4 separate regions of the Homo sapiens genome follow, and all the other regions are linked to region 4. The links are chromatin contacts, found by Hi-C or POLR2A ChIA-PET in ENCODE. All regions are on one chromosome and are shown on one strand. The core of a region is the stretch at or near the end of the contact, and the rest is flanking DNA. Distances in the headings are between cores, read along the strand shown.

Region 1 (5,253 bases), core at 2,258-4,757, 860 kb before region 4:
ATTTGGAGTTGAGAAAGCATGAAAAGGACAGAAGAGAAGCTGGTTGTCAGGTTGCATGGGGTAGCTACAAGCACACTGACCAGAAAGTCAGCTGGAAAAAAAATGTAGAAACAGGAGATAAAACGGCCAAGGGGCTATACAAGCAAACAGCAAGGACCTGAGAAGAAAAACTAGTTAGGTGTGACTGTCAGAGTGATGTGTACAGTGTGATCCTTTCTGTGTAAAAACAAGCAGTAAGAATTCGCTGTTTACGTTTGCGTGTGTTTGGAGAAGAGTGGGGAAGAGTAGGCACTGCCAGACTGTGAACACTGGTTAGGTTATTGTTATATCTTTGTATTATATACACTGGACATGTTATTTGTATAATATGAGAAGAAATTTTATAAATCATTAAATCTTTTGGCATTTAGGAACATTTGTGTTTTCTAATAGTTGCTTCTATACTATTATCTTTATTATATGCCCTTCATCTTCTCAGTGTTTGGCTGTTGTTGTGATTCCCTTTTGTGAGCAGTGTTGAAGTTAGCTAATATTCATTTCTTCTCCCTTCTTTCACCCTCCTCCAGAGTCTGATTTGAAGTATTCCTAGCTGCTACCTATAAAAGCAATAAGCAAGATTGTTTTACTTTTCACAAACTCGTCCTGTTCTGTGCCTCTGCCTCGGACATAGCTGTAGTATAGAGTGTTGTCTCCCTTACATCCTTCTATCTTAGACCTACTAGTAAATATTAATGCTCACTCTAAGTTCTTCTCAATTCTTTTTTTTTTTTTTTTTTTTTTTTTTGAGAAAGAGTTTCGCTCTTGTTGCCCAGGCTGGAGTGCAACGGCACGATTTCGGCTCACCGCAACCTCCACCTTCTGGGTTTAAGCGACTCTCCTGCCTCAGCCTCCTGAGTAGCTGGGATTACAGTCACGTGCCACCACCCCTGGCAAATTTTGTATTTTTAGTAGAGACAAGGTTTCTTCCATGTTGGCCAGGCTGGTCTCAAACTCCCGACCTCAGGTGATCCACCTGCCTCAGCCTTCCAAAGTGCTGGGATTCCAGGCGTGAGCCACCGCGCCCAGCCTCTTCTCTCAATTCTTCCTGAAGCTCTTTCTGCACTAGATTCCTCAGGAAGGGCTTGTGGGAACAATCTTCTGTGAATCAACAGTACATATTCATAATAGTTTGTCAGCAGCCTATTATTTTAAGGCCATTTGGTCTGTATATAAAAATGTTTGGATCACATTTTCTTTCTTTAAGGTAAATATGTTATTCTGTTGTCTTCTGGTATAAAGCATTGCTGTAAATGTTTGACAGTCTAATTATCTTTTGCTTATAAGTGACTTAGGGTTTTTTGTCTATGTGCCCAAAGGATTTTTTCCCTCTTTCTCTCTTTTTTTTTTTTTTTTTTTTTTTTTAAACAGACAGGATCTCACCCTGTTGCCCAGGCTTTAGTGCAGTGAGGCAGTCAGAGCTTACTGAAGTTTTGAACTCCTGGGCTTGAGGAACAAAGGATTTTTTTAACCTTTTAATTCAAAGTCTCATCATTTATGCAACCATGTCTTGGTGTTGGCTGTTTTGGGTTGTTCTCCCTCAAAAATCCATGTGCTCTTTCAATATGTAGTTTTAAATCTTTTTTTTTTAATTTCAGGAAAATCTTGAATTAGAGTTTTCCGTTTTTCGTCTGGTACATTGCTTGGGTTTCCTTCTTCAGGAACTCAGCCTGTTATGTGTATGTTTGATCTTCTTTGCCTGTCGTCTGTTTCTTTCACTTCCTCTCACTTTTTTAAACTTCATTTATTAAAAAAAAATTTTTTTTTCGAGACAGAGTTTCGCTCTTGTTGCCCAGGCTGGAGTGCAATGGCGTGATCTCGGCTCACTGCAACCTCCGCCTCCCAGGTTCAAGTGATTCTCCTGCCTCAGTCTCCCAAGTAGCTGGGATTACAGGCATGCGCCACCACGCCCAGCTAATTTTTTGTATTTTTAGTAGAGACAGGGTTTCTCCATGTTGGTCAGGCTGGTCTTGAACTCCTGACCTCGTGATCTGCCCGCCTCAGCCTCCCAAAGTGCTGGGATTACAGGCGTGAGCCACTGTGCCCAGCCTTATTAAAAATTTTAAAAACATACATTTAAACTTAACAGAAAAATTATGAGAGAGAAGGGGGTGGTGCCAGGCTTTTTTAAACAACCAGCTCTTACATGAACTCATAGAGTGATAACTCATTACCATGAGGACGGCATCAAGCCGTTCATGAAGGATCTGGCCCCGTGACCCAGACACCTCCTACTAGGTCCATTTTTAACATTGGGGATCACATTTCAACGTGAGATTTGGAGGGGGCAAAACTACAAACCATGTCACTCAGGGATTGGAGGAGCAAGTACCACCTATACTTTGGACTCAGGTAGAAAGGCAAAATATCCAGGAAATAAGCTGCTACCGTCCAGGGTTCAGCAGAGGTGCCCATCAGCCTGCCAAGTACTCAAGAGTCCAGCCTCTAGGGAGCTAATCATCATGGTGAGCTCTTCGAGGCACAGGGAGCTGGGAAGACAGTGCTTGCCACCCCTGCCTGAATAGTGTTTGCACAGAGAGTTCTGTTGTGTCTTGATTGGGTCCTCCTGCCACTGGGAATGCTGTGGATTATACTAGGTCTCTATCTGGCTTGTTTCAGGGCTCCATGTGAAAACCTTCTTGATATCCTAGCCATCCACCTGCTCAGTCCCTAGTTTGCAAGGAGGCTGTGGGGAGCCTAGATTCTGTGTCAGATAGAATGTACTACATTCCGTCTCAGGAATGTACCACATCAGAAAACAGTGCGACCTGCAGGAGAAGTAGAGGTGAAGAGGCACATTCTTCCGAGAAATGTTTCTCTCAACACCCAGCATTCCCTGGATATCAGCAGGAAATTACTCACTGCTAGAAAATGCCCCATGAGCCTTCTGTTAAGGAGGTCAAGGGAGAGAACAGAGAAAGTTCTCAAAGTTGACTTGGTCACTGGTACTTTCTTATGCGGTTCTTATTTTGTTTGCCATCGTCATCATCATGCTATGTCTATTTTCTCAATCCAAATCCACTGCTTTCACCTTGGTTCTTTCTGACCGGTTTGGCACACTCATTCAGTAAATCCTTATGGAGAGCCCAATGTCTGCATAATTGTGCTGTGCTGATGACCAAGCTAGACCTACGAGTGTCGGCTCCTTTGAGATGTACGGGACAGCTCTTCTGTCATCTCTTCTGGGAAGCCTCTCCAGGCTTGGTGAACAGTGGCAAGATGTTTAACAGTTGTACATGTGTCCCATGTTCCTTTCTAAGAGCCTGGGCAAACCAGACCCGGTCGCAGGTCATCGTAGTATGGCGTGAGCTTCCTCTCTCCTTTCTGACCTTTTGTGTGATGGCAAGAACCTGCAGAGTGACACAAGCAGCAGGCTTCTGAGGTTGCTCTAGCCTCAGAATGGCCGTCCCTTCTCCACCCTGGCCCTCATTGCTGAGGTTTCCTTTGAAGCAACAGTGCCGGAACAGACTAGGGGAAGCAGCTTGGACATAGCTGTATGATTTATTACCACCCATTGAGGCCAACCAAAGTCGGCAAGGAGAGGTAGCAGGTCAGTGGTGCCTGGAAGCTTCCTCTTTCCTTTGCACCAGATGTGACTGCTCTGCAATTACTCCTAAATTTGCTACTCTCGTTTTTACTAGCCAACCTTGATGTTTTTCCCTTCTTCCTGTAGAATAGACTTCCCCTCTGATCAGTACTTTCTACTCAACACTATTTGTGGCCACAGTGGGAACTCATTGAGGACAGGGACCATGACATTACTACCTGACCCATCAACACTTGGCATAACTTGAAATGCAAGGACAAAAATTGGCTGCAAGTACAATGTGGTCTTCACTCTGAAGGTGATCCTTAAAACTTGGCTTTGGCATCATATTGCCTTAATATACCTAGGGGATTGGGTAAAACCAGTTACTTTAAAAGAGTTTTACAATTCTGGCCTTCTAGCTATCTTGTCTTCTTAAACAAGAGCACAAGATGAATGTATCTTAGTGAAATTTTATATGGTTTGCTTTGAGTAATCTTGCGAAGATTGATTTTTAGCACAGTAGGAAAGACACATTCTAATAGTGATTTTTTTCCCCGAGTTTATGTACTGCTGTTGCATGAAAATCTGACTAGATTTAATGTTCCTAAAGTTCTTTGTTCATCCTGATTTTTGCAGGTCCTAGGGAAAGCTTTGTTTTCCTCTTAACCTAACTTAGATGTTGTCATTTCATGAGCTTTGGAGGAAGAGTGTATAGCCAATTGTGTAATGTCTTTAAAGGATATTATCTCTGCAATAGTTGTTTATAAGGCCTAAGTTATTCATGTAATAATAGTGGCCCCGGATCTGTTTCTAGCAATAGGTATATGGATTTTGGTTCCTATATAGTTGTAGTTGTGGCTTTGAGATATTGAGCAAGCCCTTTTAAGAAAGGATTTGGCATCCCTCAGCCTTCAAAAGCTTCTCAAAATTGATCATATGTTATTAGCAAAGGTTTACTGCCTGCTTCCATTGTATAGACAATTTATTTTTTATGTATTCCGTTCTAAGAAGGCAGATGACCAAAAGATCTTGCATCTGTTGCCCAAGGCTTGTGACTAGAGAGGAAAGAGATAAGAATACTTTTTTAAAATCCCATTTTACTAAATATGTTGAGGAAGTGGTAAGATATATTAATTTGTTGAGATTTTTCTGTTATGCCTATTATATGAAATAGGTACTCTGAACATGGCTTCTTAATTAAATATATTTGATAAAATACAACTTGCTTCCCCTGGAGTTTAGAAGTCAGATAACTGCCATGGAGAGCTATGCTTTCTTTGTTTTAAAGATCTGCTTATGAACATGATAAACAGGAACAATTTAATGTTTTCAATATTTTCTTGTATTTTACTGCAAGTTTATACACAACATAAATATGGGGGAAGGGGGAAATGTTTATACCAGAGCCATCCTGCCCATTCTTTCCTTACAGAAGGACAAAGGAGCAGTATTTATTTTAACTACAAAAATACTATTGTAGGTTTTAAAAATTCCGTATATTTTGATATCTTGTGTTCCTCTTGACCTTTAATTTGCTAAATAGTTGCAAAGAATGAAGGTAACCTGCATCATCTTCTTAAAAACCAACTCTATCTAATTATAATAGTTTGTCTATCTCTGAAAAATAGTGATGTGTTCATTCTGAAATCAGAACTACCGGATGCAGCTGCATTTTGTTACTATTTGAA
Region 2 (4,924 bases), core at 12-2,511, 580 kb before region 4:
GCCATGGACCCTTTACATAACATAAAAAATTCAAGTTTCCCTTGTCAGAGTCCCTTTCCCAACTCCTCCTGCCCAGGGCTAAGTAAGCCCTGTTAATAGGGTTTCCAAAGAAACTATGGGATGCCCGGTTGAATTTGAATTTCAGATAAACAACAAATTTTTTAAGTATAAGCACATCTCTTAACTATTAGCAGTCTGGCACATATCATTCCAGGCCTTTCTCTGTGAAGACATGTACTTTTTTTTGAGACGGAGTCTCGCTCTGTTGCCCAGGCTAGAGTGCAGTGGTGCAATCTTGGCTCACTGCAGCCTCCGCCTCCTAGGTTCAAGCGATTCTCCTGCCTCAGCCTCGGAGTAGCTGTGACTACAGGCACACGCCACCATGCCCGGCTAATTTTTGTATTTTGAGTAGAGACGGGGTTCTGCCATGTTGGTCAGGCTGGTCTCAAACTCCTGACCTCAGGTGATCCGCCCGCCTCACACATTTTTTTTGGTATGGTTTGTATCTGACACCGTCTGCAGCTTGCTTTTCCTCTCCGGGGTATCACCGGGGCCACTGTGTTTATTAGAGCAGGCTGTGAGGTTGTGGACTCCATCTGGATTAGGATCCTTGCCCCGCTGTTTGTTAACTGTGTGATCTTGAGCAGGTTACCCCACCTCTCTGAGCCTCCGTGTCCTCATCTGTACAACGTGGAGGATACGGGTAGCTTTGTTATTTCCTGTATTTGTTGATCTTGTCTCTTTTGAAAGCTGCATAGAATGGAGAGGCCGTGGTGGCTTTAACCAGTCCTCCGTGATGGGCGCCAGGACTGCTGCCTGTTTATTGCTCTTTCAAAGGAGGCAGTGGAAGGGGGTCGAGCAGGAACCGGGCACATAATCCTAAGACTTAGTTTGCTTTAAAAAAAAAAAAAAAATGAAGGGTGTTTGTCTCCCTGGAAACCACTTGCTAATCTCCAGGATATCGTCTCTTTTTCAGGCGAAGGAGGTGGAGGAGACCATCGAGGGCATGCTCCTCAGGCTGGAAGAGTTTTGCAGCCTGGCTGACCTGGTGAGTGGCTGCCTGGAAGGCGTGGGTTTAGGCCCAGGCCAGACTTCAGGCCCTTGCTGGAGTTTTCTGCGGAAGCCATTTTGGTGGTGAGTTAGCAACCAGGAGGAATGGGGCAGCGGCCAGCGCTGAGAGGAAAGCCACGTGCAAACACTCCCTCCTCTCTCTCTCTCTCGCTCTCTCTCTCTCACTCAACCCCAAGTGCTTCCTGAGGCGGCCATCTTGATCTCGTCCTTCCCTCGAGATGGTTTTTATTCCGCAGAGGAGCCAGGAGTGGACCACAAGGTGGCACTCTCGGGCACCGATGCAGGGAGCCGTTCAGCGGGGACGCTAGACTATATTTAACTTTCCTCAGCTCTGCACCGTCCCCTGTGCAAACATGGAGACAGCCAGGAAATGGCTTCAGGCCTGCGAGGCCTAGGAGGAGCCTCTTGCCCAGGCCACAGCCCGTGGTGGAGTTGGGCATCGAGTTCCTTCCTGAATCCTTCTGTTCTCTCTGCTTTTACCTCCTACTCTGTCTGGTTGGCCCAAATCTACTAGCCTGGCTGAGGAGGAAGATGGAAGACAATGGCCCAGAAGACAAAGCCTCCCACGCCAGAGTCTCTAGAAATCGCCTCTAGAGGCTGGGTGCAGTGGCTCACACCTGTAATCCCAGCACTTTGGGAGGCCAAAGCGGGCAGATCACTTGAGGTCAGGAGTTCAAGACCAGCCTGACCAACATGGTGAAACCCTGCCTCTACCAAAAATACAAAAATTAGCCGGGTGTGGTGGCAGGCGCCTGTAATCTTAGCTACTCAGGAGGCTGAGGCAGGAGAATTGCTTGAACCCGGAAGGTGGAGGTTGCAGTGAGCTGAGATTGCGCCACTGCACTCCAGCCTGGGTGATAGATCAAGATTGTGTCTCAAAAAAAAAAGAAAAGAAAAAGAAATTGCTTCTAGATCCCAGTGTTCCTAGGATTGCTGCCAGCCAGGTGTGGAGCCCCCAGGAGTGCTGATAGAATTTTCTAGAAGCTCCCAAGCTTATTAGAGGCAAACCAGTAACCTGGGCTTGAGGTGTCTGCCTGGAGGCCCAAAGGGTAGAGCTCCATATTGTGACCAGGCCCTGTGTCTCCCCAGAGTGGAGGAAGCCTGGCCACCTGGGCCCAGTGGTGTGCGTTTATGTCCCTGAGAAGCACCGTGTCCGGACCCTGAGAGTGTTTGTGAGAACCCAAGGGAGTAACAGTAACAGCAGCCCCAGATGTTCATTGAACGCCTTTCTTTGTGCCCGGCACAAAGCCACCCTAGACAGCAGGCACTGAGTCATCCCTACCTATTCAGCGGACCTCGGCCCAGCCTCTAGGGTCACAGCAGAAATCCCAAGAGGACCTATATGGTTTCTTCTCTTGAGTCAATTTTTACGTTCAGATGTGGGTCCAGGTGGGAGCTAGGTAACAAGACAGGCTTTTAACAGCCTGGATTGTCCTTTCTTTACCACCACGCATTGGACTCTTTCTTTCTCTTTCTGTCTTTGTCTTTCTGTCTTTCCGTCTTTCTGTCTTTCCGTCTTTCCCTCCGTCCCTCCCTTCCTTCCTTCCTTTCTTCCTTCCTTTCGAGATAGAGTCTCGCTCTGTCCCCCAGGCTGGAGTGCCGTGATGCAATCTCGGCTCACTGCAACCTCTGCCTCCCGGGTTCAAGTGATTCTCCTGCCTCAGCCTCCTGAGTAGCTGGGATTACAAGCATGCACCACCATGCCTGGCTAATTTTTGTATTTTTAGTAGAGACAGCATGTTGACCAGGCTGGTCTTGAACTGCTGGCCTTAAGTGATCCTCCCGCCTCGGCCTCCCAAAGTGCTGGGATTGATTATAGGCGTGAGCCACCATGCCCGGCTGCATTGGGCACTTTCTCATGAATGGGCCCCGTCATAAACTTGAGTATGCAAAGAGAGTTCAGTCCATCTCCATTCCCATCAAGCCCCAGTGTATGTGGGGAGACTGATTTGGGTATCAGTTGGTGCCGTCCCATGCTACAGTGCTGTTGTCAAGGTAAGGTCAAGGTGTGAAGGGATTCCAGAGCCAGGGGTGCTAAGTCCTGCCTAGGAAATTGGGAAGGCTTCGTATAACAGGTGGTGATGAATCTGGGGCTGTAAGGAGAAATAGAGAATTCAACAGATGGGGAAGGAGTGCATTCAGGCAGAGGGACCAGCCTGTGCAAAGGCGGGGAGGCCAGGGATGTGGTATGGCTGGGCACTGGGTGAAGGATCGTGGTTGCGGGCAGGGAAGGCAGGTCGGGAGGATGGTGTGGATGGATGCTCCAGGGACACCTTTGTTTTCAAATCCCATCCCGTCATCCACATGGGCATTCTGCGCAAGGAGACCCAGCATCAGCCTGAAGAGGGCTGGGGGCAGAAGTCCATGTGGACAGGCGGAGAGACCCATGTGGCCCAGCCCTGAAAAACCATCACAGCTTCCTGTGGTGGGAAGTGTGTGTGTCTGTGTTGCCAGGAGACTCAAGATTGCAGGCAGCATCAGGCAGGTCCTCCTAACTCGAAGCCTGGAGATGCTTCATGGAAAGATTTAATCCTGAGGCCACACACAGATGACCCACAGGTCCAATCCTGCCTGCAGATAATTTGATGTTTCTGGGGGGGAAAAAAGCAGGCATTAGCTTGTGACATTTTTAGAATTTCATGTGAAAAATCTAGAGTTCCGGCTTCTCTCAGAAAAGCAAAGATCTGGCCCTCCTGGGGTACTCATTCCTACCTTGCAAGCATCGGCCGCCATGTCACGTGGCAAGCAAGCGACCACCTGCTGTGGGCAGCAAGCGTGCTTTCCAGCTTGATACAGTGCTGGCTGCTCCCGGGGAGCCTTCCTGACTCCACAGCCGCCACGTGCTTGTGTATTTTTGATAGATGATGTTTCTCTGTTCTTTTGACCCTACTGAAAGTGGGAAAGTAAAGCCAGACCAAGAGGATCCCATGTTCCAAGAAATGGAAGAGAACATGCATCCTTTTGGAAGCAAAGACTCTTCCCATGTGTCTGTGTTGACAGAATGTGCCCAGCCAGTTCTGCAAATATGTGACGCTTGTGGGACCCCTGGGGGTGTTTGAGCTTACAGCCCCTGCATGGGCACGCTGTGCCAATGCCATTTATATTCTAGAAATCCTCTTGGCCCCTAGAGGTTCATGCTTGGCTTACCTGGTATGTCTGCTGTGTGCTGTGGGGCTACATGACTACAGAGAGAGGTGTCCGGTGATCAGCCCTAGCTTGGGGCCTCTTTTTTCTCTTTAAGAGCTGCTTTGAAATCCAAGTTAGGGATGAGTAGGGTCCTCTAGGAGCAGGTGATGTCACACCACGGACCACTGTCCCCCCAGGTCCCTGCCTCGGTCTTCAGAAACACTGTTTGATCAATTTACAGGTCCGAGAGAAGGCAGGCCCTGGGCTGCACGGTTTAGAGAGAAGCCACTTCCTTTCAGATAAAATTAGGCTGTTAGAAATCAAAGTCCAGCTTCCCGTCTGCTCTATTAGTTCTTCCATTAGCCTGTCTTGATCACTCTCTGTCACTGAAATTCACCCCTCTGTTCTGGGACCTCTTTTAACATTTGATATAATGCCAATTGTTGGCACTTCACTTTCTGATTCCTTCTACTGTGGGGCCATGGACATGTCACGTTACCTCTCAGAACATTTATTTTTTCCTCCGTAAAATGAAAATAATGGTTCTGATTATCTATTGCTGTGTCAAACTACCCGAAAATTTGGTGATGTAAAACAACCACCCATTTATTTTGTGGGCTAGAGCAGGGCACAGAGGACTCAGCTCATTTGAGTCGAAGCTGGCTCCTTCATCACTTGTCTGGTACCTGGGCTGGGCTGGTTGGGGCTGGTTGGGGCTGGTTGGTGT
Region 3 (5,167 bases), core at 307-2,806, 610 kb before region 4:
AAAGACAGAGTTTCACTGTGTCACACAGGCTGGAGTGCAGTGGTGCGATCATAACTCGCGGTAGCCTTGAACTCCTGGCCTCAAACAATCCTCCTGCATCTGCCTCTCCAGTAGCTAGGACTACAGTTGTGCCCCACCACATCCTGCAATTTTAATTTTTTTTTTTCTTTTAGAGAGATGGAGTCTCCTTATGTTTGCCCAAGCAGCTCAGCCTTTTTTTTTTTTTTTTTTTGTGAGGCGATTTAACATTTAAAGAAAAGTCAGCAGGCAGGGGGCGCTGGCCCACGCCTGTAATCCTAGCACTTTGGGAGGCCGAGGCAGGTGGCTCACCTGAGGTCAGGAGTTCGAGAGCAGCCTGGCCAACATGGCGAAACCCCGTCTCTACTAAAAAATACAAAAATTAGAATTAGTCGGGCGTGGTGACAGGCGCCTGTAATCCCAGCTACTCGGGAGGCTGAGGGAGGGGGAGAATTGCTTGAACCCGGAATGTGGAAGTTACAGTGAGCCGAAATCGCACCACTGCACTCCAGCCTGGGCGACAGAGCGAGACTCCGTCTCCAAAAAAAAAAAATTAATTAATTAAAAATAAAAATAAGTCATCAAACGAAAAATCAAAACTTCAGACTTGTCTTATACCTATTTGCCTTTTAGTACTTTCCTCATTAGCACTGTTGGGGTGGGAGATGAGGCGCACCTCGCTCTCTTCAGCCCCAAGGCTTGTAAAGGGTCTATCTAGGCCGGCCTCCGAGGGCATGGAGGGAGTGGGTGCGGTTGTGAAATGTAGTGCGCTCAATAGTTTCCTGGTGAAGTTTATTTTAAAATCCGCACCGAAGAGGAAGACGAGGACCGTCACACTCGGCCTTCCCTAAATTCCAGGACCCTCCGCCCGATGCAAACTAGATGCTTTAGTAGGATGGGAACGGGTGGGGGGCGGGCGGCTTTGGGCTTCCTCTAAGCTAGCGCCTCTCTAACCCGGACGCCCGTTAGAATCACCCGGGGAGTTTTAGAAACTACCGATGCCCAAGCCCCACTCCGAAGGATTCCAACTTAATCGGCCTGGTGCGAGGCCTGGCTTCCGGGCTTTTAAAAGCTTCCCGGGGATTCTATTTTACGGCCGGGTCCGGGGCCGGGAGCCTGTACTCTACCGGGATTCCGATGGGGAGGGGTGGCTTGCCCCAATAGTTCTCAAATTTAGCTTTGGGTCAACAATCTGGTTGGAACCACCTAACAAACATCAAAAGATCCTGATGCCCAGGTCTTAACCCAGAGACGGTGTGGTCCAGGCTTGGGAAATTCTAAAAGAGCTCCAGGTGACTGCCATCTGCAAGCGAGTTTGCAAAGCACTGATGCCCAGGTGCTGCGGGGGCGGGCGCAGCGCGCGCCGCTCGCCACTGGGTGGCGCTGCCCGCTCGGCCCGGCGCTCCTGGAGCTGCGAGCCGCGACCGCCGGGAGCGCACCTGCCCCGCCTCCGCCAGGCGGTCCGCGGGGCATGCAGCGGACCGGGGGCGGGGCTCCGAGGCCCGGGCGCAACCACGGGCTCCCAGGCAGCCTCCGCCAGCCGGACCCCGTCGCCCTCCTGATGCTGCTCGTGGACGCTGATCAGCCGGAGCCCATGCGCAGCGGGGCGCGCGAGCTCGCGCTCTTCCTGACCCCCGAGCCTGGGGCCGAGGTAGGGGACGGGGCTGTGGAGTTGGAGGAGAGGGTTCTCGCGGTTAGGGGTCCGGGCTCCGGACCCTCGGCTTCCCCGGAGCATCCTCTCGCTCCCGGAGTGGGGGGCCCGGGGATTCCCCCCTTCCTGAAGGGTGGCTGCGGGGCGCCACGCAGAGATGTGCAGCGGGTCGTCCCTGCTCGCTCCTCCGGGCGACACCGGGCCCCGGAGGCCCAGGCTCGCTTTCCCTCCCCACCCGGGTCCCCCAGCATCCGCCGGGTCCTCAGGCGCCGCCCTTTGCCAGGCCGGCCCTGGGAGAGGCGGACCCCGGGACCTCTGCTGCCCCGGCTACCTCCGAGCGGTGCCCGGGCCGAGCGGCGCCTCAGGCTGCGGCTGTGCGGGCCGCGCTGCGCTGCTGCAGCTCGGAGCGAAAACACCACGCCTCTGTCTGCGCTTTCTATTTTAAAAGCACCAAGTGAAAAGCAGATCTAAAACGAGACCCTCTACCTTCCGGCTGGAGGCATCTGTCGACGCTGTTGTGAAAAAGTTATTTGTCTGAGTTCACTAGGAGTTATTTACGGTCAGAAATTCAACCCATTCTCTTTTTAAACCACAAAAGCAGTACAGGAGTATTTAACATAAAGGCTATGCACCCCTTTCTCTTTTCTCTCCCACCCCAATTCTAGTTTTCTTAGAAAACCAGCATTAACTGTTTGGTATAAATCATTCCGGACATTTAAAATGCATTTACAAATGTAGATATCTGTATCTGCCTAGGCAGAGTATTGGCTCATGCCAGTGGTCCCAGCATTCTGGGAGGCTGAGGCAGGAGGATTGCTTGGGATGGGGATAGGGGACGGGGAAGAGTGAGGCTGCAGTGAGGCTTGATCATGCCACTGCACTCCAGCCTGGGCGACAGAGTGAGACATTTAAAAAAAAATCTATCTCGCCAGGCCTGGTGGCTCACGCTTGTAATCCCAGCACTACTGGGAGGCCGAGACGGGTGGATCACCTGAGGTCAGGAGCTCGAGACCAGCCTGACCAACATGGTGAAACCCCGTCTCTACTAAAAATACAAAAATTAGCCGGGTGTGTAATCCCAGCTACTTGGGAGGCTGAGGCAGGAGGATCGCTTGAACCTGGGAGGCGGAGGCTGCAGTGAGCTGAGATCAGCCATTGCATTCCAGCCTGGGCAACAAGAGCAAAACTCCCTCTCAAAAAAAAAAACCATAAAATATCTTTCCATATATATATATATACATATATATGAGTTTTCTCTTTTTTCTTTTTCTTTTTCTCCATATATATATATATATATATATATATATATATATATTTTTTTTTTTTTTTTTTTTTTTTTTGAGATGGAGTCTTGCTCTGTCACCAGGCTGGAGTGCATTGGCATGATCTCAGCTCACTGCAACCTCCGCCTCCCAGGTTCAAGGAATTCTCCTGCCTCAGCCTCCCGAGTAGCTGGGACTACAGGCGTGTGCCACCATGCTCAGCTAATTTTTGTATTTTTCAGTAGAGACGGGGTTTCACCATGTTGGCCAGGATGATCTCTATCTCTTGACCTCGTGATCCACCCTCCTCGGCCTCCCAAAGTGTTGGGATTACAGGCGTAAGCCACAGCGCCCAGCCATCTCCACATATTTTTAAAATAATTTTTGAACAGACGTTTTTAATTTTTTTTTTTTTGACAGGGTTTCACTTTGTCACCCAGGCTGGAGTGCAGTGACACAATCATAGCTCAATGTAGCCTCAACCTCCTGGGCTCAAGTGATCCTCCCACCTCAGCCTCCCGCATAGCCAGGACCACAGGTGCGCACCACCATGTCAGGTTAACTTTTAAAACAAAGTTATTTTGTGGAGACGAGATCTCACTATGTTGCCCAGGCGGGTCTTGAATTCCTGGGCCCAAGAGATCCTTTGGCCTCAGCCTCCCAAAGTGCTGGGATTATAGGCATGTACCACCATGCCTGGCCCATCTATATTAGTTTTAAATGAAACCTCACTTGCTGCTGTAATACTGTCCTGCAACTTGCTTTTCTTTACTCAAAATAGCATGGAAAAATGTGTGGGGACTACTAATGGGAAGGTATGGGGCTTCGTTTTGGTGTAATGAACATGTTCTGGATGTTAGATAGTTGTGTTGGTTGCACAAATTTGTGAATATACTGAAAACTGCTGAATCGTACACTTTGAAAGGGTGAATTTTGTGGTTTGTGAATTATATCTCAATTTAAAAAAATAGCATGGAGGCAGGGTACAGTGGCTTATGCCTGTAATTCCAGCGACTTAGGAAGCTGAGGTGGGAGGATCACTTGAGACCAGGAGTTCAAGACCAGTCTGGGCAACGCAGGGAAACCCCTGTCTCTACAAAAAAATGTTAAAATATAAAAAATTAAAAATAACACGAACAAAAATTTAAAAATTAAAAATAACATGAGCATGTATCCATAAACACTGTCCAATAGAAATATAATTGGAGCTACAAATGTGAGCTACCTATGCAATTTTTTTTGTTTTTGAGACAGAGTTTCACTCTTGTTGCCCAGGCTGGAGTGCAATGGTGTGATCTCGGCTCACCGCAACCTCCACCTCCTGGGTTCAAACGATTCTCCTGCCTCAGCCTCCCGAGTAGCTGGGATTACAGGCATGCGCCACCACGCCCAGCGAATTTTGTATTTTTAGTAGAGACAGGGTTCCTCCATGTTGGTCAGGCTGGTCTCGAACTCCTAGCCTCAGGTGATCTGCCCGCCTCGGCCTCCCAAAGTGCTGGGATTACAGGTGTGAGCCACTGTGCGTGGCCACCTACGCAATTTTTAGTGTTCTAGGAGCCACATGAAAAAGAAACAGGTGGCCAGGCACCATGGCTCATACCTGTAATTCCAGCATTTTGGGAGGCCAGGGCAGGCGGATCACTTGAGGCCAGGAGTTTGAGACCAGCCTGGCCAACATGGTGGAACCCTGTCTCTACTAAACATACAAAAATTAGCCAGATGTGGTGGCATGAGCCTGTAATCCCAGCTACTTGGGAGGCTGAGGCATAAGAAACGCTTGAACCTGGGAGGTGGAGGTTGCAGTGAGCCGAGATCATGCCACTGCACTCCAGCCTGGGCAATAGAGTGAGACTCTGTCTCAAAACAAACAAACAAACAAAAAAAACCCAAAAGAATTAAAAAAGAAAAGAAACAGGTGAAATTAATTTCAATATATTTAAAATAACAGTATATCTGGGCCAGGAGCAATGGCTTACGCCTGTGGTCCCAGTACTTTGGGAGGCCAAGACTGGAGGATCACTTGAGCCCAAGGAGTTCAAGACCAGCCTGGGCAACATAGTGAGGCCCCCGTCTCTAGTTAATAAAAAAATAAAAATAAAAAGCATATCCAAAATATTTCAACATATGATCACTAGTACAAAGTTAATGAAATTTTACATTCTGTTCTTTGTCCTGAGTTTTCAAAATCAGGCTTTTGATACTGAACTTTCAGTCCATCTCAGCTTGGACTGGGCAC
Region 4 (5,332 bases), core at 264-2,763:
TGGGGTTTCAAATCATGGCCAACTACAAAGAGAAAATTAAGCTGGTTTCTGCTGCAGTCAAAGGAAAATCAGAATTTCATTAAAGATCTACTCAACTGTTATCTTCCTTCAGGCATCTACAGATACTAAACTGGGCCCCAGTTTCCTTCTTACTAGTGATATCACCTCAGTGGTCAGGGAAATTCATAAAACTGCACATTTTCTTCCTGTTTTTTGTCAACAATGGAAAAAAAAGCTCCTGCCCTATCAGAACAACGAAGGCACTTGAATGAGACCTGGGGAGTCTATTGTAAATAATACTCCTCTCTACATGTGTACAATGCCTGTGGCTTTCAAAACACCTGTCTTCCCAATCCCCTTTGGCCGAATTGGAATACCCAAGTCCATTCCAAATGCCTGATTTAGAAATGTTTTCTGAGTCCAATTTCTTACAGGGAATAATGCAGCGTTATTAGAAATGTCAAGTAAACTAGGATGCTTTTTCAAATAGAGGCATAAGCTCCCTGAAATCTCATCTTCAAGGGAGACAGAATGCTCAATAAATGAGATCCTTTCAGCGCTTATGCAGTTAGAGGCCTGGATTTCCCAATGTTGGGCTCCAACAGGAATTGGCTAGTTGGGGTTGGCTACTGCTGCCCTGGGGCAAAAGAAGCACTTCATCTCTCCTCCTTTTCTGACCATGCATCTCAGGCCATCTCCCAAAGCAAACATTTCCAGGTGGATGTGGCCCTAAGGCAGCTCCCACACTAAACTGCCCAGTCTCCACTTGAAACTGACTTCTTCCAAGTCCAAGAGCAGACAGTACTGTCGGATAATTCACTCAGGGCCTTAAAATACCACCTCTATCCTGACGATGGCCACATTAATGTTTTTAACCCAGACCATCACTCCTGAATTTCAGATTGCAATATCTACCTGCCCAAACTTCACAGGGCCAAAACCAATCTCTGGATCCTCACCCCTCCTCCCCGTGTCTCACCTGTTCCCATGATGGGAAACACACATTCTCTCTTTCCAGTTGTTCAGGCCAACCTGTGTGTTCCCTGACTCCTTGTTCACAGCCCACATCCCACCCACCCATACATGCTTCTGGATTTACCCCAGGTAGCCAGAAACCAACAACCTCCACTGCCACCCCGGCCCTACAGCAAGGTGATCCTGTTGGAACTGATGTTAGAGCACGCCACTCCCTGTTTTGCTCAGCTGACAGCTCTAAAGTTCTGTAATGACCAACACGTTGTCACTTTATCCATATCTACTCATTTAAGGAGCACTTCAGTGGATCTCAGGCATCAGGCACAGGTCTGAAGTCACACCCTTGGAGGAGTCGTTCGAATCTAGTTGGAACCCCAGGGACCAGGTTCTTCAGACCATCCACCCAGAACACGAGTTCTCTCTCCAAACCTTCAAACACCAAACCACATGGTGCCCAGTGTTAATATGGGGGGTGGGGGGGCACAATGGCGCTATCTCAGGGGACTCGAGAAACCAAGCCCTGTTCTGTCACCTTCTCAGAGAAATAGAAAGCATCACATGATGGCTCCGTCTGCAGCATTCGGAGGTGCAGCTTCCTGTTTAGTCATAGAGTTTCACTCTTTGTCAGCTTCTTTGTGGAAGACAGAGGCAGGGCCTGTCTTCATTCAACTGAGGCCCGAAATCAACTCGGGACCAGGCCACCGCCAAACACCCTCCTCCGCAGGTGGCTACTCGCTCTGCCTTCCTTCATCCTCACAGACATCTCCGGGGGTGGTGGTGAGAGTTCCATTTCTCAGGTCAAGTTAGTAAGGCAGAGAAAGATGGGGCGACTTGTCCAGGAACAGCCTCCTAGCATTGGGTAGAGACCAGATGTGGCCCCAGCTCTATGGGTACTAGTCCTGGGCTAGGGTTTCCCCAATTTGAAAGATCTTCTGGCTGCCCTGGGGCCTCTGTTAAAATGTAGACTCACATCAGAAGCTGTTGGAACATAAGCACTTCAACAGTGCCTCTGCCTCAGTCTCCCCAGCCACGAGATGGGGATGAGAACACTTCCTTGGCAAAGTCACTGAGGATTAAATGAGATGCTATAGGCCAGGCACAGTGGCTCATGCCTGTAATCCCAGAACGTTGGGAGGCCGAAGTGGGTGGATCACTTGAGGTCAGGAGTTTAAGACCAGCCCGGCCAATATGGTGAAACCCCGTCTCTACTAAAAATACAAAAATTAGCTGGGTGTGACGGCAGGTGCCTGTAACCTCAGCTACCTGGGAGGCGGAGGTTGCAGTGAGCTGAGATGGTGCCACTGTACCCCAACCTAGGCAACAGAGCAAGACTGTCTCAAAAAAATAAAAATAAATGAGATGCTATAGCTGGCTCATTGGCATGTGTTTATTAAGCCCACAATATGGTCCCCTAAAGAAGATGGAAGAGAAAGAGACAAAGACCAGTCTAAAAGAGGCCATTCCAATAACCAAGGATACCATTCTGTTTCCCTACATATTTAAATGGGAGGTAAGTCCATTGATCCACGTGAATGTGCTGGTCAGTTGTCAGTAATATGGAGATGCGGACGTCAAGAGAAAAGGCAGTATTTAGACTTACTACATGGTCCCTAAGTGTCATCTACAAATCCTCCCAAAGACACAGGGGTACCTCAAAAACCACAATTACTTTTGCGCCAACCTAATACAAGGTTACAGCCTAAGACCTATACAGTGGCCTTGCATTTTTACCCCAGGCATAAACTGGTGAGTCATCCCACTGATCCTATGGACTAGGTGATAATTTAAGATGTAAATTAGAAGTGGTTCACTGATGAGCTTAATCAATGGTGATAATTTTCATAAAAACACAAGGTGTCAACAAATAGCCATTACAGACAAAAGTACAGACCCAAGAATCTGTCTCCTTGACAAATATACAACTAGCTTCCCAGACTTCTGAGCTCACAGGCATGCACGTTTGAATGGGATGGAATTTAAGGGAAACCCTGCGTGCATCTCCGTGGTGGAACCAATGGGAATCAGGCACTGGTCTAAGGGACGTCCAGTTTTGTGTTTCTACAATGCAAGTCAGATGTCCCCTCCTAGCCAGTGTAGAATATGCTACCATCATCTCCATTGTCTGCTTTTTTGCAATGATTGCACATCAACTTACAATCTACGGAGAAACAATTGGTGACTTTCTCAACTAAGCTGCCCGACAAGGAAGGACTAACCAACTGTGTAAACTCAGACCTGAACTGCCCATTTCTATTCTCCAATTCAGCAGAATTTCTTCTGATTACATGCAACTAAGCTGCACCTCTCCTATCAAGCAACCACACGGCTTCTAAAGTAGCAACCACAGGCAGGAAAGCATTCTAAACAAACCACAGTTTACTTCCTTGTCCTTCAGCCAGTTCATCACCACCTCGGCCCCAACCCTCTGCTAAGAAACATCAGCCAACAGCACAAGCCCTGCAAAATAACTTGCTGCCTTTGGAAAAAAAAAAAGGCAAAAGAAAAGCACTTGTTACTATATTGAATTGAGACATAGGAAACAAACAGTAATTCAAACCCACAAATCAGCCTGTGATCACAAATGAGATAATAAAATAAATACCTGAGTTTTGGGGAAGACATATACCATAAACCCCCTCTGGGGGTTAGAGGAATTAACCAAACATTTCTTTTAAGACATTTGAGTATATGCCTCTTTGCTTATCCAAGAGAGATGGAATTGTAAGCAGGTCAGACACTCCCAGGTGGATTAGCAGGTGGGAGCAGTAAGAAAGATTTCCACCCTAACTTGCTTTGCTCATGTCACAGAATCATGCAAAACCTCCCCCTCTTCTGGGAGAAGGGGCAAAACCCCTGGCCTGGCTTCATAAAGATATTTCTTCAAATACCAACATGGCCCCTGATTCTTAGAAAGAATTCACTGGATATTTATTGAATTTCCAGTCCAGTCTCCATCTCGCCCTCCCATAAGTTCACCTTCCAGATCATTCTATGTTTACCCACATATGCCAGGACCAGCTCACAGCACAGGCCCAACATGGGACACACCTCCCCCCAACACATCCACATTCTCCCGAAGCCCAACTCAAGCGCACGTCCTGGAAGCAGAGGCATCCCTGGCCATGTCACAGTTTCTTCCACAAACCTTTGGATCTATCTTTTGTATTTTAAGTCTTGGATTTCCCATAAGAGATGTCAACCATACTCCCTCCATACCTTCCAGATTCACAGGCAAGAGAAGCCACTAGGCTTCCTGCAAAGAAATTTCTCAAGATCTGAGTAGGGACCAGGCTCTGTCTTAAATTTCTCCAAGTGAGATCCACATGCGTGGCCCTTGCACGTACTGCTATCATCTCAAAGGCCACCTGGAGTGACCAGCAAGGACTGTATTCATGGGTGACACTGCACCAGGTGTTCCTAAAAGACAGTAGTTCCCAGAACAGGCAGACAGAACCTTCACTCCTGATTCACCCCTTGATCAAACCTTTCACCTATACAGTCCCTGCTACACACTAAGTTATGCCCCCACCACACCAGCCAAATTCCTATATTGAAGCCCTAAACCACTCTGTGATGGTATTTGGAGATGGGGCCTTTGGGAGATAATTAGGACTTGGTGCAGTCATGAAGGTGGGGCCCTCGTGATGGAATTAGTGGCCTAAGAAGAAGGGCCACCAGAGGTCAGTCTCATTGTCTCACAGGAGAACACAATGGGAGAAAAGGTGACTGTCTGCAAGCCAGGACCTAAGCAGGTCCTCTCCAGAACCTGATCTTGACAGGATTCTCCAGAATCCTGGTCTTGGATTGCTAGCCTCTAGAATTGTGAGAAGATAAATTTCTGTTGTTTAAGCCACTAAGTCTATGATATTTTGTTATGTGGCCCGAGCTGACTGACACAGTCCCCAAAGTACATTCCTCTCCAAAGTCTCGGTCTATGCTCACGAGGTAGGCATCTGGCCAGTGAAGTCATCGAGGTTCAGGTAAGCAGACATCCCTCTATTTTAGGTCCAGCATCCCATGGCTGGTCCGTGGCAGGGGTTGAACAAGGAGCAGACCCTGATATCCCCACCGCCACACCTTTGTGTCGCTTGGCTGATGCCTAGGAGGCCCTCTTTTTCCTCTGCATCTGAATCCTGCTTGTCTGCCCATGATCAGGCCCAAATCTCTGTTTCTTGCAGCCAACAGCTCCTCCCTTTCTCAGCTGTCCTGGCGAGGGGCTCACACCCTGGGGTCAGAGTCCCAGGGACACACAGACAGCTGGGGTCCAAATCCCAGCTCTGCCACATCCTTTCATAGAACTTGAGGCAAATCCTAACCCTTTCTGTGCCTCCTCTGTTAAAGGTGGGCAAAAACTATT

The links. A loop is a pair of places that touch in the nucleus more often than their neighbours do. ChIA-PET counts read pairs that join two places held with the same protein, here RNA polymerase II (POLR2A). Pooled maps may share reads with other maps.
Region 1: a loop to region 4 is called in a map with no recorded cell type, with 3 times the contacts of the local background. The contact joins two enhancer-like sites. A Hi-C loop is called at or near these places in 2 of 37 single-sample maps with no recorded cell type and 2 of 50 pooled maps.
Region 2: a map of GM12878 shows a loop between it and region 4 (2.0-fold over the local background). The contact joins two enhancer-like sites. A Hi-C loop is called at or near these places in 1 of 168 maps with a recorded cell type or tissue (GM12878), 29 of 37 single-sample maps with no recorded cell type and 8 of 50 pooled maps. POLR2A ChIA-PET finds 5 or more read pairs at or near these places in 1 of 52 experiments (activated B cell).
Region 3: a map of B cell shows a loop between it and region 4 (9-fold over the local background). The contact joins the promoter of BCAS4 here to the enhancer-like site in region 4. A Hi-C loop is called at or near these places in 1 of 168 maps with a recorded cell type or tissue (B cell), 17 of 37 single-sample maps with no recorded cell type and 11 of 50 pooled maps. POLR2A ChIA-PET finds 5 or more read pairs at or near these places in 2 of 52 experiments (B cell and activated B cell).

The regions. Positions count from the first base shown.
Region 1 is chr20:50,538,269-50,543,521 of GRCh38, forward strand. The region is part of intron 1 of PTPN1 (protein tyrosine phosphatase non-receptor type 1); the gene reads left to right. Among named protein-coding and RNA genes, the nearest start is that of PTPN1, 31 kb to the left of the region's middle. RefSeq lists enhancers at 2,267-3,466, 2,813-3,313, 3,314-3,814, 3,734-3,783. Within about 2 kb of position 3,508, at least 11 of the 41 ENCODE cell types and tissues checked have a DNase peak (open chromatin) inside an H3K27ac peak, as active enhancers do.
Region 2 is chr20:50,817,235-50,822,158 of GRCh38, forward strand. BCAS4 (breast carcinoma amplified sequence 4) reads left to right here. Exons shown (of 5, transcript NM_198799.4): 2 at 977-1,048. Among named protein-coding and RNA genes, the nearest start is that of BCAS4, 25 kb to the left of the region's middle. RefSeq lists enhancers at 1,492-1,541, 1,552-1,601, 2,089-2,138, 3,122-3,623, 4,688-4,924. Within about 2 kb of position 1,262, at least 22 of the 41 ENCODE cell types and tissues checked have a DNase peak (open chromatin) inside an H3K27ac peak, as active enhancers do; they include GM12878, where a contact is called at or near this core.
Region 3 is chr20:50,793,505-50,798,671 of GRCh38, forward strand. BCAS4 (breast carcinoma amplified sequence 4) reads left to right here and starts at 1,557. Exons shown (of 5, transcript NM_198799.4): 1 at 1,557-1,669. The coding sequence starts at 1,580. RefSeq lists a silencer at 1,290-2,109.
Region 4 is chr20:51,399,023-51,404,354 of GRCh38, forward strand. All of the region lies in intron 9 of NFATC2 (nuclear factor of activated T cells 2), which reads right to left. Among named protein-coding and RNA genes, the nearest start is that of MIR3194, 51 kb to the right of the region's middle. RefSeq lists an enhancer at 1,424-1,893. Within about 2 kb of position 1,514, at least 8 of the 41 ENCODE cell types and tissues checked have a DNase peak (open chromatin) inside an H3K27ac peak, as active enhancers do; they include B cell and GM12878, where a contact is called at or near this core.